Linked DNA regions of Homo sapiens: region 1 is linked to region 2. Evidence: chromatin loops called from intact Hi-C (ENCODE). Cell type or tissue: gastrocnemius medialis. All regions are shown on one strand. Each heading gives the region's core, and the rest is flanking DNA. Links, peaks and the distances in the headings are about the cores only. Region 1 has its middle 8.4 kb from the start of SIAH1. Region 2 overlaps N4BP1 (NEDD4 binding protein 1).

Region 1 (5,378 bases), core at 270-5,269, 160 kb before region 2:
TATTTCTGGCAAAAAGTACTAGGAAAGGGGAACTAGGTGGAGTTGGGGTAGAGAAAAGGGAGAATTTTTTTTTTTTTTTTGAGACAGGGTCTTGCCCCATCACCCAGGCTGGAGTGCGGTGGTGCGATCAGAGCTCACTGCTGCATCGACCTCCTGGGCTCAAGCGATCCTCCTGCCTCAGCTTTCAAAATAGCCACCACACCCAGGTAATTTTTGCATTTTTTGTAGAGACGGGGTTTCACCATATTGCCCAGGCTGGTCTCAAACTCCTAGGCTCAAGCAATCCACCCACCTAGGCCTCCCTAAATGCTGGGATTACAGGCACGAGCCACCGCGGCCAGTCTAAAGTCTATGTGATATTTGAATGAGAAAGCAGGCTCAAGGCTGGGCAAGGCGGCTCACGCCTGTAAACCCAGGACTTTGGGAGGCCTAGGTGGGTGGATCACTTGAGGTCAGGAGAAACCCTGTCTCTACTAAAAATACAACAATAACAAAAAAAATTTAGCTGGGCGTGGTGGCACACTTCTGTAGTCTCAGCTACTTGGAAGGCTGAGGCAGGAGAATCGCTTGAACCTGGGAGGTGGAGAGGTTGCTGACCTGAGATTGCACCACTGCACTCCAGACTGGTTGACAAAGCAAGACTTGGTCTTAAAAAGAAAAAAAAATGCCTGGCTGGGCACGGTGGCTCATGCCTGTAATCCCAGCACTTTGGGAGACGGAGGCGGGTGGATCACCTGAGGTCGAGAGTTTGAGACCAGCCTGACAAACATGGAGAAACCCCATCTCTACTAAAACTACAAAATTAGCCAGGCATGGTGGTGCATGCCTGTAATCCCAGCTACTCGGGAGGCTGAGACAGGAGAATTGCTTGTACCTGGGAGGTGGAGGTTTCAGTGAGCCAAGATCGTGCCACTGCACTCCAGCCTGGGCAACAAGAGGGAGACTCCATCTCAAAAAAAAAAAAAAGTCTACAACCTAATCCCCAGAACCTGTGAATAAATTACTTTATGTGGCAAAAAGGACTTAGCATATGTGATTGAGTTAAGGATTTTGAGATGAAGACATTATCCTGGACTATCCCATGGGCCAAGAGATAGAAGACGTGATAACAAGAGGTCTGAGCCAGGCTCAGTGGCTCACACCTGTAATCCCTTTGGAGGCCAAGGCAGGAGAAGCACTTGAGCCCAGGAGTTTGAGACCAGTCTGGGCAACATAGCAAGACTCTATCTCAACAAACAACAACAACAAAAGCAGAGGTCAGAGAGACCCAGAAAGGGGCCATGAGCCATGGAATGCAGGAGGCCTCTAGAAAACTGAAAAGGCAAGGAAACAGATTCTTTCCCTGGAGTATCCACATGGGGTCAGCCCGGCCGACACCTTGATGTTAGCCCCATAAGACTAATTTTAGACTTCTGACCTCTGGAACTGTAATATAATACATCTATGTTGTGGCAACCCACTAAGTTTGCAGTAATTTGTTAAAGCAGCGATAGGAAACTAGTACAGACACAAAACAAAGTGTAAATCCTCAGTCAATGTAGAGTGAAAGAGAGGTGAGGGGCAGCTGCGGACAGCACCCTTCCAAATGTCACCGAATATCTGCAAACAAAGCCAAAATATACCTGGGTAAATCAACAAAGTGGAGGCAGAAATCTGTCTGGATTGTTTGGTAAGTTGTATTAAGACAGAAGAGGCCATGGAAACTCACTGAACTTGGTATTTACATGTATACAATCTCAGTCTTTTCATCCCTTGATCCTATTGAAAGAAAACAAATACCTGTCTGCTAGTTTTAGTGAAACTGTCCCTACACAGTTAAGCAACTGATTCTTAATAACTGTCTGTACTGATTGTGGTAATCAATAAGAAACAGTTTCTCCCAGTTCATTCATTTCTTTTTTTTTTTTTTTTTTTTTTGAGATGGAGTCTCACTCTGTTGCCCAGGCTGGAGTGCAGTGGCCCGATCTTGGCTCACTGCAACCTTGGCCTCCCAGGTTCTAGTGATTCTCCTGCCTCAGCTTCCTGAGTAGCTGGGACTACAGGCACCCATCGCCACACCCAGCTAATTTTTGTGTCTTTAGTAGAGACAGGGTTTCGCCATGGTGGCCAGGCCAGTCTCCAACTCCTGACCTCAGGTGATCCACCTGCCTTGGCCTCCCAAAGTGTTGGGATTACAGGCGTGAGCCACTGCCCCCAGCCTTTCTTTTTTTTTATTTAGAAACAAAGTCTCACTCTGTTGCTCAGGCTGGACTCAAACTCACTGGCTCAAGTGATACTCCTGCCTCATCCTCCCTAAATGCTGGGATTATAGGCATGAGCCACCACACCCAGCCTCCAGTTCATTTCTTAATCAAGAGACATACTGATTAACCCAACTGACTTTCCAGCATGTACACTGTATATCTGTATTCATAGACACATTTCTCTTTTCTTCCTCTTAATAAAAATGTAGCTCTCAAAGATATCCTGAAAATAGTGCTCAGGCTTGCAACATTACAGCTTTAATGAGCCAAGAACTCTATTTTTTCCCTATTACACAGAACAATAATTCTCAACAGCTTAAATTTTCAAAGCACTTCACAGGCATTTAATTAATCCTCTCCATTGCCAGAGAGAAGGAAACTGATATTCATAGCATCTCATCCTGACATCCTTTAATTTGGCAAGACTTCTGCTGGCTTTGAAAAACAGTGTCTGAACCACTGAGGTTATTTGGGCCACCGTTGCTTAATCGGGCCTTCTTACCTAATGAAACCTGGTCATCAAAGCAGTTTAAATTGCCATCTCATCAGCGCTTTACACGGGGCAGGGGGAGCTGCTTTGAGCCTGGAAGAGAAATGACAGTGATTCCCTCAGAGAAATGACAAAGCTCATCTGTGCGGAGCCTGTGAGATGAAGCTTGTGATTAAGGCCTATTGCCAATTGCATCAGAGCCTGATTCACTCGGTGTAACTGGGGCACGATGTGTATCGCGAGGCCCTTCTCAGAACCCTGCTCTCCTGAGGCCCGGAGAGAATCAGCAGTTGAATTTCACTGTGTTCTTTGCTGAGCCTCTCCTGTGTGTGGGAAGCTCTAAGAAGCCCTACTTTTCTCTCTTTTCAGACCTGCTTCCTGCGGAAGGCATAACTAAGACAGACTAGTCATGCCACCTCAATCACCAAACAGGATTCTCCTCCAGCTGTGCCCCAGAGGCACAGCCTTTCCCTTCACTGCCTCCCAACACCCCCATCCAGACCTACTCCATTTGTTTTTTATTTTGGTGGGGGGTGGGGGACAATACTTCATTCCGTTAACTAGAACGAGTAACGCACCAGACCCATTCCATTTACTGCAATTTCAACTAGCCAATCTCTTCCCACTTCATTATGTCAGTTACACAGTGGCCGGAGTGACGTCATACCCTGTGTTCAATTCCAAGAAACAACCTCGAGAGATGCTTCCTGAGTGCTTGCTATATGCCAGGCACTGAGGGATCCTGAGTGAAGGCCCCACACCTCAAGAAGCTTGGTTTGAAGTAAGATAAATAGCAAAAAATAACTAGACTATAAGTACAATGATGGAGGCACAAACAAGCTATTACTGAGAGAACAGGGCACAAGGAGAAGGGAGAGAGAAGGGAAAATACCATTTATGAGGGGTAGGGAAGAATCATTGAATATTTTCTTTTTTTTTTTGAGACAAGCTCTTGCTCTGTCGCCCAGGCTGGAGTGCAATGGCATAATCTTGGCCCACTGCAACCTCCGCCTTCTGGGTTCAAGTGCTTCTCGTGCCTCAGCTTCCCAAGTAGCTGGGATTACAGGCATGTGCCGTGACTCCTGGCCAATTTTTGTATTTTTTATAGAGATGGGGGTTTCGCTATGTTGGCCAGGCTGGTCTCGAACTCCTGACCTCAAGTGATCTGCCTGCATCGGTCTCCCAGAGTGCTGGGATTACAGGCACGAGCCACCGTGCCTGGCCGTAGAATTTTTAAGAGGTGGCATTTGATATGGCCCTTCGAGGATGTGCTTTTGTTTCTTTTTATTATTTTTCAAATTTTAAATTCTTTTTTTGAGACAGGGTCTTGCTTTGACATCTAGGCTGGAGTGCAGTGGCACTGTCTCAGCCCATTGTAACCTCTGCCTCCAGGGCTCAAGAGACTCTCTTACCTCAGCCTCCGAGTTGCTGAGATTACAGGCATGCGCCACCACGCATGGCTAATTTTTCTGTTTTTGGTGGAGACAGGGTTTTGCCATGTTACCCAGGCTGGTCTAGAACTCCTGACCTCAAGCGATCCTCTTGCCTCAGCCTCCCAAAGTGCTGGATTACAGGAATGAGCCACTGTGCCCAGGCAGGATATGCTTTTAATGAGCACAACGGGAGGGTGTATTCTAGACAGAGGAACTAGGCAATGTGCAGGGTCTGTGTTTGGGGAAATGGAAGCCCGCTTTCACTGGGGCCTGGAGGAGACACTGCTGGACAGCTAGGTTGAACCAGACTGTAGGGTTTTATGCACAGTAAACATTTATGACTGCATTGCTCAACTTGGTTATTGTTGAGCCACTGTTAGACTATTCTATTGGCCCACAAATCATTTGTACTCTCCTTTACTTCATATTATTCTTAGCTATTGTTCTGTTTAAATTAAAAGAACACTCTATAGAGCCCGGCCTTACATGTTTAAATGGTTGGAAAAAATCAAAAGAAGAATATTTCGTGACACATGAAAATTATGGAGCTTGGCACCGTGGCTCATGCCTGTAATCCCAGCACTTTGGGAGGCTGAGGCAGGTGGATCACCTAAGGTCAGGAGTTCAAAACCAGCCTGGCCAACATGGTGAAACCCCGTCTCTACTAAAAATACAAAAATTATCTGGGCATGGTGGTGAGCACCTGTAGTCCCAGCTACTTCAGAGGCTGAGGCAGGAGAATCGCTTGAACCTGGGAGGCGGAGGTTGCAGTGAGTCGAGATTGGGCCACTGCATTCCAGACTGGGTGACAGAGTGACATTCCATCTCAAAAAATAAATAAATAAATACAAAAGTAAAAAATTATCTGGCGTGGTGGCGTGCTACTCGGGAGTCTGAGGCAGGAGGATTGCTTGAGCCCAGGAGGTCCAGGCTGCAGTGAGCCATGATTGTGCCACTGCACTCCAGCCTGGGCAACAGAGTGAGATACTATCTTGAAAGAAAAAGAAGAGGAAAGGGAAAGGGAAGTGGAAGGGGATGGGGAAGAGAGAAAAAAATAAAAGAAAGAAAGAAAGGAGAGAACAAAAGAAAATTATATGAAATTCAAAGTTTAGCATCCATTAATAAAGTTTTTTTTTTTTTAACTCCCATTCCCTGAATTATCTAGTAACATGAATAGAGTTTTATCGAGACACAGCCATACCCCTTCAGTTA
Region 2 (5,378 bases), core at 329-5,328:
CAGAGGCTCTTACCCCAGAAAATATATGTAAATAAACACACGCAATCTTGATAATTCAGGAGTGCTTTGTTTATCTAAAGGCATTCAAATATGGCAAGAAGGTAACAAAGTGACATTTTTAACTAGAAAAAAGACTGGGGGTGGTTCTTTAAAGGGGGCCTCTTTTAATCTTCCAAAAACAATAAATCATCCATCACTCTAATTGCTTAACAGCAGGGACATGCCCAGAGTTAACATCAACCACAGCCCTAATTTGAAAATCCACAACAGAACAACCTGCTGGTTCTTAGAAAAACCAAGAAATATGTATATTTAGTCCTCAAAAGGATAACCCTTGAGATAACTGCACTGAAAAGGTTTTTAAGGTGGCTCCCTGATTACTTTGACAGATACAAATGTGTGCTACCTACTCTCCCTCTTTTCCTTAAAGCTTCTAGTGATGGCAAGAGGAGGAACTGGATAGAGGAGGAGTACCCAGTTCAATTCCACTGGGTCACTATGTAACAAGGAAGGAAATGCAGACCGATGAATTCTGCTGCCCTGGACTCCTTACAAGTCTAGAGGGGGAACAGATGGAGGTTCTAGAAACATCAGCTCTCAACTAAATTCCAAAGTGTTATTCTCAGTAATAAGATCATATCACTTTTGATACTCTAAAAAAATCTCAGGAATGGAATTAAAATAGAGGTTCAAAATTCTGGTGGAGAACATACAAATTTACCCAAAAAATAAAACTACAATGACAAAAAATTAAGTGAAGCCAAATTATTGTCCTCAAAATAATACAGAGGGTCGATTAAGGACCCTTCTTCCTACTTCAAGTCCTATACCCTGAGCAGGCAGACATGTGCTTACTCATCACTGTCTCCTAGCCTCTCTGCAATCAAACCAGAGTAGCATGTTGACAGGTAAACCCAGACCAAAGGTCTATTTCGACCCAAAGTATATATATAATAACACCTTGCTACTTATGGGAAGGCCAAAGCTCTGGGGCTCCCAGTTCCAAATGCAGAATGAACAGTTATCAAGTCTGGGAGGCCAGGTGTCCAGGCCCTCAAGACATTTAAATGCCTGCTTCCATATAATTGGTTAAAGGTTATATCATCTGGTTGTTTGCCATATTATAGAATGCTGGCAACTAAAAGAAAGTGTCCAAAGTGGAGGAGAGATGGGTGACACACAGCTGATAAAAACTCATGGCAGCCATAGCACCAGACAGGGCAGTGTGGGGACAATGGAAAGTCCTTTCTGAGTTACCCAGGAAAAAGCGATTTCTTTTTATGGAACCCTAATATGGAAAAGACTAGTATGGAAAAAAAAATGGCTAAAATACTTAATTCTGGCAAGGGAAGGGGCAAACCCCATCTACATGGAAAACTATCACCCCATATGTCAGGGGCTCTCATGCTGAAGTTTCAGGCTGACAGAGCCCAAATGTTTCTTGGCCACTACTGTGCTGTCTAGCCATACACCACAAACAATTTCCACTTACTCATCATTTGACTCATTCATGGTGACAAGGGGGCAAGAACAAGGTATACAAAATTGGCAGCATTAAACAGGGTACTGTGGAGGTTTTCATGGTGGTATGGGCTGCAGACCTCATTCTGGATAGGCAAATGAACAAAGGCTTTACAAAAATACATCGAAGGGTGGGCCTAGGCTGCTTTAGGGTGGGGCTCACACCAACAGATCCTATTGCTTAAGGACCAAATAAGTACTTCCCCAACTACTTGGGTCAAATCAGTGAGCTTTAGTCAGCAGTGCTATGCAACCCAAGACTTAAGTATCCAATGATGCGTTGGCCTGAAAATTCCAACCTTAACTTCTGCTGGAGGAGAGAGGGTATACAGCAGCTCTGGGGAAAGACATTATGGGCCCAAATCTCTATCCATGTAACCCTGGAAAACATTTTTAAGCCACTTCATGTTGTATAAATTATAACTTTTGACTCACAATTGGTGTGAAGGTTGCATTTTTAAAAATACAGTGCCTGACACATAATAATGGGTGATTCGGCTTTAAAATCTCAAATATTTGTTGCATTAAATATATGGCCTCAGTTAAAAATCTAAACTGGCCACTGGAATAGTAACCATGAAGTTACAAATAGGTAGTAAAAAGCCACTAAAAAAATCCTAAACTGGGCATGGTAAGGCATGCCTATAGCCTCAGCTACTAGGAAAGATTGCCTGAGCCCAAAAGTTTGAGTCCAGCCTGGGCAAAATAGTGAGACTTTACCTCTTAAAAAAAGAAAAATTCTAATTTGCCTTTAATTCATCAACAAGTTTTTACTGAGCTCCTACTATGTGTCAGGGACTATGGGTATTAGAGGTAGTTCACTGAACAGAAGAAACACAAATCAGTTTCTTCATGGAATCTAGTCAAAGTTTATTCACACTTAACATTGAAGCAACTGATTTAAAATAAGGGCTGATTTTTTTCCAACTTCCAAAAAAAATTGAGGTAAAATTCACACGACTAAAATAATCAATTCAATGGCATTTACTACGTTCGCAATGCCGTGCAACCACCACTTACATCTAGTTCCAAAATGTTTGTCACTCCAAAATAAAACTCTATACCCATTACGCAGTTTCTTCCTAGAATATGGGTAAATCTTAATTACTGATATTTTCAGATCAATTTACATCAAATTAAGTACAAGTCTGTCTTCTTAAAGTAACACATTCTCTTGTAAAAGTATTGCCTTTAAACAGAGACATCTGTGAATCCAAAGAAAATGTAAATCCTCCCAAAACAATCAGTTTTCCAAAAAAAAAAAAAAAAGAAGAAATAAAAAAAGAAAGCTTGCAGCTTTCCCTTAGTGTAATAATTGGTGGTTTTCAAAAGAGATGATACTGTACTCAGGGCATTAGGAAATATGTAGGAGTGTGTTTGAGGTGTCACAACGACTGGGGAAGGATATTATAAGCAAAGTGGGAGGGACTAGATTTGCAAAACATCCTGTCACGGATAGGCAGCACCACTCTAAATTCCAACAGTGACCCTGCTGAGAAATATGCCTGTTAACTACCCCAAAAGGTTTATAAAAAGCATCAGGATCGCTGCTCATTCTACGTTAACCTTGCATTTCTTATTTGGAAAATCCTTCCACATATAGAAAAGTGAAAGAGGATGAGAATTGCTCACAATTGTGACCTAAATTTTGTGTCACGAGTTGGCTCAAGAAATCGTAACAATGAAGAACTTGTTCCGGGCTTGGGGTGTGGGTGACTGAAGTGACATTTTTGCTTAGATATCGCTATGCAGCTGCGGATCATTTGCTGGGTTTCCCCTAACAGGGCTGCCAAAAAAACCAAAGTGAAATGACAATAAACAGTATTATTTGGAAATGAAGATAAGCATATTGCATATTTTTGCTGCCTGTCTTCAAACTTTAACATCTGAAATGATGACATTTTCTTTTTGACAGCAAAACACAGCTTCGATAATTCATTCAAATAATAAAAAGCAGAAGAATCCTTATATTTTAAAAAATACATATTAAAATATTTATGACCATATATCTGAGATTTCCTTCAAAATAATAGGGGTGGAAAGAAGAAGTAAGGGCTAGGATGAAACAAGACTGATCACGAGCTGGTAATTGTTGAAGGTGGGTGATGAACCCCTGGGAATTCATTATCTTATCTTATGTATTTGAAAATCCTAATAAAAAATTTACAAAACAAAAAATTACAAATATACTATAAACATATATTTCAAAAATAACATTTATTTTTCAATCCTAATAGGTATTCTTAAAAACTCAGGGCATTTACTGATCTTTCAGAACTCCTAAAAAAGAAGTTACACAAACATTCAGCAATTCAGAAAAGTATTTTTAAGATTTGGCAACTTCTCTCTCATTCCATGTCCAGGTGTCCTGTTTCTTGAATTGCGGCTACTTAAAATGCCAGACCTTGAATATTTCTTCAAAAATCAATGGTGTTAAATTAAATTAAATTTGGCCTAAAGGTGCCTCCATACATAGTGACCTGCAACCTTAGTATGTGAACAAATGGCAACCTAAGAGTATTCTTGTAAAAAAAAATGGCTGAGTCTCAGCCAATCACAGCAGCCAAGCTTCAGCCAATCACAGGCTGCCAATTGTTCAGACCACTTCTACATAAGGCAAATGCCTCATCACAGGATGCCTGGATAAGGCAAATGCCAACCCGTAGGTAATCAAGCTGTTTCTGCAGGGCAATTCCCTTTTCTGCCTATAAATACTGCCAGCCCTCATTGCTGGGTGAAGCTCTCTGAACCTCTCCTGGTTCAGGGTGCTGCCAGATTCGTAAATCATTGTTCGTGCAGATCAACTCTGCTAAATGTAATTTGCCCTAAGTTTTTCTTTTAACAATGGGGTGACTGGTTTTGAAAACTGAAGGCAGACTTTACATAGTTGTTGAAATGATATGGTAAAGATGTCCTTAAGGACAGGTCAGAAGGCAACAGATTGCAGCAACTGAAACTCCGAACAGTTAAGTGACCTGCCCCAAATCAAACAGCTGGTCCACAGTGCAGGGAGGCTCTTGACCCTCACACTCTCCTTAGCCACGATCTTAAACTGCCCCTTAGAAAAAAAACCCAAGCGTACAGGTTTCAAATCAGAGGATTTTCAACTAAGAGGAGTTCCAAGACAGGCTAACTAGAAACAACAGGTTCATTAAATGATGTCTTTTACTAAAAACAAATATTATAAACTTTTAGTAAGAGCAGAGGCCCACAGTGAAGCTCAAAGTGACTACTTTTGAAAGGAAATTGCCATTGCTCTATCCACAGAAATACATCACACCTGTTACCACTGCACACTCTTGGCTAGAGATCAGGCATACTCCAGCATAATAAGATAAAAAAAAATCCTTTTGCTTTAAGCTGTGTTCTCTTATTTAGATTAGAACATAATGGTACTCACAATATTAAGAATTTAATGACTTAAAAGTCACTATACTACATATCACTGAGCAATGCAACGTGAAAAGATAATTTTCTATCCTCTCTTGCCCTTAGAAATTAAGTTCAGCAGGGTGAAGTAAAGTTCATGAATCCAGAAGATGGACTGACAAAACCTTTCCAACCAGTTGGTTCCCATTCCCCTCCACCATCCGACCCTAAGGCTACAGATCAACTATATACAACATGTATGTATAGTTCCCATATACATGTGATTCTGAGACACCATTTAGAGCCCTATTTAAAATAAAATAATCTGCAGAGAATGGACTTACGTAATTGCAACATTGCTCCCATCTATAACAATGTGTTTCAAATCCGTTCTCCCTGGTTCATTTTTTAATTCCAGCTTGTAGGGTATTTTTAGAGTATCTCGAAACCTTTGAACCCCAGTAACTGAGGAATCAATATGATCAGAA

Evidence for each region. A loop is a pair of places that touch in the nucleus more often than their neighbours do. Peaks named below come from ENCODE experiments on the same cell type or tissue, not always from the same donor. Only the 100,000 strongest peaks of a DNase experiment are listed, where the experiment ranks them.
Region 1: it touches region 2 in a loop (2.6-fold over the local background); 6 of 110 quality-filtered maps call a loop at or near these places.

What each region holds. Positions count from the first base shown.
Region 1 is chr16:48,391,135-48,396,512 of GRCh38, forward strand. No RefSeq gene overlaps it. Among named protein-coding and RNA genes, the nearest start is that of SIAH1, 8.4 kb to the left of the region's middle. In gastrocnemius medialis, for the core only: no CTCF peak of the experiment used is centred there; a DNase peak (open chromatin) is centred at 2,927; H3K27ac peaks cover 3,093 bases.
Region 2 is chr16:48,555,520-48,560,897 of GRCh38, forward strand. It overlaps N4BP1 (NEDD4 binding protein 1), which reads right to left. Exons shown (of 7, transcript NM_153029.4): 2 at 5,235-5,378. Among named protein-coding and RNA genes, the nearest start is that of N4BP1, 52 kb to the right of the region's middle. RefSeq lists a silencer at 1,599-1,893. In gastrocnemius medialis, for the core only: no CTCF peak of the experiment used is centred there; a DNase peak (open chromatin) is centred at 2,941; H3K4me3 peaks cover 534 bases; H3K27ac peaks cover 2,382 bases.